Regions from separate parts of the Homo sapiens genome. Here region 1 is linked to region 2. Evidence: chromatin loops called from intact Hi-C (ENCODE). Cell type or tissue: HCT116. All regions are shown on one strand.

Region 1 (2,500 bases), 340 kb before region 2:
GACGTGAGCCACCGCGCCCAGCAATAATTTTTTTGAGTGTAGAAGGATCCCAAGACCAAAAAAGGTTTTGAAAGTAATGGTATATAGTCATGAGGTATTTGGCATTTCAATGACTTCTCTGGTACAGAGGGGAAGGGTGAGTGAGGAGTGCAGTGAGATGGGTACCACATTTCCTCTAAGAGCCTAGACAGTCACTCTGCCTCCTCCAGGTGAGCCCCACAGCCATGGGAACATACTGAGAACTTTATTTATTTTGAGATGGAGTCTCACTCTGTTGCCTAGGCTGGAGTGCAGTGGTGCAATCTCTGTTCACTGCAACCTCTGCCTCCCGGGTTCAAGCGATTCTCCTGCCTCAGGCTCCCAAGTAGCTGGGATTACAGGTGTCTACCACCATGCGTGGCTAATTTTTGTATATTTAGTAGAGACGGGATTTCACCATGTTGGCCAGATTGGTCTTGAACTCCTGACCTCAAGTGATCTACCCGCCTTGGCCTCCCAAAGTACTGGGATTACCGGTGTGAGCCCCCGTACCTGGCCAAGAACTCTATTTATGTATTTATTTATTTTAGAGACAGGGTCTTGCTCTGTAGCCCAGGCTGGAGTGCAGTGGTACAACTGTAGCTCACCGCAACCTCAACCTCCTGGGCTCAAGCGCATGCTACCACGTCCAGCTAATTTTTTAAATTTTTTGTAGAGATGGGGTTTCACCATGTTGCCCAGGCTGGTCTCAAACTTCTGAGCTCAAGAGATCCTCCCACCTTGGCCTCTCAAAGCGTTCGAATTACAGGCGTGGGCCGCTGTACCTGGCCATATGGAGGAATTTAAAACATCATATTTATATTCAAATAATCACAAATACTTCAATGGGTAGGCAAGGAAATTTAAATAAAAACATTCAAGCTAAGTTAAAATACTTCAGATAAACTGGCAACAGAGCCTATGCCATGTTCTGAAGGTAAAAGCCCACCTTCTTGTACATAGCGGGGTGTCCTGGTTGGAGGCTGGAAATGAAGGAAATAGAGATGTTTGAACCCCTATAGTCCACCAGGGGGCACCAGAGGCAAAGAGAAGTTGATTGCACCCTTCCCTAAGATTTATCCCAAATGTTTGCACTGAGGAATGGAAGGACCTTGGACTGAAGACTGGAACTGGGCTGACTACATCTAATTTTTTTGAGGAGACAGTTTTTTTTTTTCTTTCTTTCTTTTTTTTCAGGCAGGGTCTCGCTCTGTTGCCCAGGCTGGAGTACAGTGGCATGATCTTGACTCACTGCAGCTTCGACCTCCTGGGCTCTAGTGATCCTCCCACCTCTGCCTCCCCAGTAGCTGGGACTACAGGTTCGTGCCACCACGTCCAGCTAATTTTAAAAATTTTTTGTAGAGACCACATCTCCCTATGTCGCCCAACCTGGTCTTGAAGTCTTAGGCTCAAGCGATCTGCCCACCTCAGCCTGCAAAGTGCTGGGATTGCAGGCCTGAGCTACTGTGATTGACCTGAGGAGACAGTAATAAAAAGGACAAAGACCAGGTCTCATTCTAGGTTATCCTGATTTAAGGTCAGGAAGCTGTATTTTTTTTTTTTTTTTGAGATGGAGTCTTGCTCTGTCACCCAGACTGGAGTGCAGTGGCACGATCTCGGCTCACTGCAACCTCCGCCTCCCGGGTTCAAGCAATTCTCGTGCCTCAGCTACTCACTCCTGAGTAGCTGGGACTACAGGTGTGCGCCACCACACCCGGTTAATTTTTGTATTTTTAGTAGAGACAGGGTTTTGCCATGTTGACCATGGCTGGTCTCAAACTCCTGGGTTCAGGTGATCCACCTGTCTTGCCCTCCCAAAGTGCTGGGATTACAGGCGTGAGCCACCACGCCCGGCCAGGAAGCTGTATCTTTGAAAAAGTTCCCCAGAGGACTCTGATGTGCAGTGAGCTTTGGGAAGCACAGCTGTCAAGCCCATCCAGAACCTTCCCCAGGCCTCTGTGGGCTCCCTGTCCTGAGATCCCACCATTCGTGGTAGTGAGGAACAATGGGAAAGCTGCTCTTGCTGGGGCCTCCTTGGGGTCTGGCGCTCCCCAGAGGTCCTCACATTTGACTGCCATGAGGACCCCAGAACCAGCTCCTCCCATCCTATTCTGCGGAAAATGAAATGAAGGCTCCAAATCCCAAAGCAGTGGAGCGGAGACAAGGTGCCAGATCGGCTCCGCTCCAGAGGCCAGGCTCACCCTGCCAACAGGCTGGGCAGGCTCAAGCCCATCCCAGCTCCTAGCTGGGCCATACTTCTTTTGCCCTTGGTTTCTTCATCTGAAAAGTGGGATAACAAGGGCATCCACTCTTCAGACGGCTCTCGTGATAGCTGATCGGGTGCACAGTGAGGGTGCAATGAAGGCCAGTTCGTCCCAAGGCTTGCCCACAGGTGGGGAGCTGGCACCTTGCCGGCAGGGCCTGGGGGAACTCACTGATCTCTGTTGGGGGCTTTCCTGAGCTGATCGGCAGTGACCCTCCA
Region 2 (2,500 bases):
TGTGCTGAGCCCTGCAGGCTGGAGGCAGACTGACTGATGGATTTGAACCCCAGATCTGCCACTTCTCAGCTGACAATAGCAAGTTATGGAACACCTCTGGGCCTCAGTGCTCCTCATCTGTGAAACGGGCATGGTGATCCCACCGCGCCATAGTGGTGGGAATGAAAATGAAAGGAATTGGGGCTGGGTGCGGAGGCTCACGCCTGTAATCCCAACACTTTGGGAGGCCGAGGTGGGCGGATGACCTGAGGTCAGGAGTTCGAGACCAGCCTGGCTAACATGGTGAAACCCTGTCTCTACTTAAAATACAACAAAAATTAGCTGGGTGTGGTGATGCATGTCTGTAATCCCAGCTATTCAGGAGGCTAAGGCAGGAGAATCACTTGAACCCGGGAGGCAGAGGTTGCAGGGAGCCGAGATCGCACCACTGCACTCCAGCCTGGACAACAGAGTGAGACTCTGTCTCAAAAAAAAAAAAGAAAAGAAAAGAAAAAGAAAAAAGAAAAAAAAAGGAATTGGGGGCCTAATTCTGGGCCCACAAAAATCACCCAGATAAGGATCCTCCCAGCCACCATACTCTACCCCAAGCTGGCTGTGGGGAGCCTGCATTCCCTGAGACACCCCAGCTTCCTTGGAGTCCTCCTAGCCGGGTCACAGCCTCTCAGCATCCACATCCTCCTGGCGTCCTCCTCAGGTCTCTTCGAGCCAGGGGACATGCAGTACGAGCTGAACAGGAACAACGTGACGGACCCGTCACTCTCCGAGATGGTGGTGGTGGCCATCCAGATCCTGCGGAAGAACCCCAAAGGCTTCTTCTTGCTGGTGGAAGGTAGGGACCCCGGGTCTGCTGAGAGGGGGCTGCTGGAAACACGGCCCTGGTGTCAGGATGGAGAAGTCCAGCTCTTAAAGGGAACTGACTGGTTTGGGGGTGAAGGGAGAGGTCCCTTTAGGAGAATAGGTTGTGGAAGGAGACGGGTGGCACTGTAGACACTCCCAGCCCAGCAAGCTGCTCTCCTTTGGGCATGGAGATGCAAGTTAGGTTCAGCAATCCAGGAAGGCTTCCTGGGAGAGGAGGCAGATTTCTCCCCTTTGGTAGTCTTTCTTGGGGACCTGGCCCTGAAGGGGCAAGCAGCCCCTCAGCCTCACTGCCCAGAAAAGCAAATCCGCAGGCCCCGGCTTTCCCACGCTGTGTGCTGATGTTCCCAGGCTCTTTCAGCGCCGGCCAGGGGCCTTGCAGACAGACCTGAATTCTTGGCCTGGCGCTGCCATCTGCTGGCGGTGTGACCTCTACCTGTGCACTTCTGTTATGTGAAGCCAAAAATAGCATCTGTCTCCTGGAGAGTGATTCGCCTCCATTGTGTTCAGAGACATAAAGTACTTGGAACGGGGCCCAGTAAAGAATAAACCGTGTTTCTATTATTAGCCTTGTTATGGCTACACAATAGTTAAGGCGGGAACAATAGGAAGTGTGAGGAAGTGATAAAGATTCCAGAAACCTTCCAGTGCTAACAGCCCTTGCCCACCGCAGTTCCTCATGTTGCCCTGCTAACATCGGTATGTATACACACACATGCACACACGTGAACATGTTTGCACATATGCTCCCCACGCATACACACATGCTCAGCGCCTCCGCCTTCCAGAGGTGAGCGTCCGCCAGCCCAGCTTGGCTGCTTTCTTGCCAAACCCCGGGGTTCCCACTCGAGCACAGCGGTCTTGGCCTGGCCCCGAACAGGCCTCTGACGCCAAGGAGCCAGCCAGAAACCAGCGGTGGTGAGCACGGGCTCCCCCGGGAGCGGTTTCCTTTGTGAGCAAGGCCAGGATGGGCCGCCCAGGCTAGCTGCTCCCAGAGCCACAACAAAGGGAGGACACGCCCTGCCAGCCTGCCGGGCCACCGCGAGGCTCAGACTGGTGGGAACAGAGGGCTGCCTGGCGCCCAGGACCCTCCAAGCTGGGAGTGTCCACCAGGCAGCGCCCTCCTGTTAGCAAGGGAAGTGTTCCTTTAAGGTCACAGAGCCCTCGGCTGCTGGGCCAAGCCTCCAGCCAGGCCCCTGCACTCACCCGGAGGTGGGAAGCGGGGGCGGAGGCTGCGAGGGTTCAGGCTTCGGCAGGGCTTTGTGGAACCTGCCACAGGCACTGCCCAGGCACTGGGGACTTTCACTACCTCTGGGAGCTCCGTGCTTTCTTTTTAGAGGGGATGATTTGAGGTAGAGATGAAAAACGGGGTTAGGACGAGTCACACCTGAATTCACATCCTGGCAAATCCCACCGTGGGCTTCCCCACACTAGGCCTCAGTTGCTCCATCTGTAAACAGGACTGATCATATTCCTCTCTGCCCAGCATTGCTGTTCAGGGGAAAAGAGACATGGGTGTGTCGTGCCTGGCACATTGTAGGGATTCCAGCGTGCCCCCTTCCCTACCTCCCAAAGGCTTCAGTGCCTCCTTCAAGCAGCTAGAGACAGTGCTGGGAGGGGCGGTGGGAGGAGTACAGCTTCCCGG

The links. Peaks named below come from ENCODE experiments on the same cell type or tissue, not always from the same donor. Only the 100,000 strongest peaks of a DNase experiment are listed, where the experiment ranks them.
Region 1: it touches region 2 in a loop (5-fold over the local background); 7 of 110 quality-filtered maps call a loop at or near these places.

What each region holds. Positions count from the first base shown.
Region 1 is chr1:21,231,105-21,233,604 of GRCh38, forward strand. It overlaps ECE1 (endothelin converting enzyme 1), which reads right to left. Exons shown (of 19, transcript NM_001397.3): 14 at 2,454-2,500. Among named protein-coding and RNA genes, the nearest start is that of EIF4G3, 55 kb to the left of the region's middle. In HCT116, a CTCF peak has its summit at 1,059 (motif pointing right); a DNase peak (open chromatin) is centred at 1,037.
Region 2 is chr1:21,572,971-21,575,470 of GRCh38, forward strand. It overlaps ALPL (alkaline phosphatase, biomineralization associated), which reads left to right. Exons shown (of 12, transcript NM_000478.6): 9 at 695-829. Among named protein-coding and RNA genes, the nearest start is that of LINC02596, 12 kb to the right of the region's middle. RefSeq lists enhancers at 1,178-1,852, 1,853-2,500. In HCT116, a CTCF peak has its summit at 1,288 (motif pointing left); a DNase peak (open chromatin) is centred at 1,291; H3K4me3 peaks cover 622 bases; H3K27ac peaks cover 660 bases.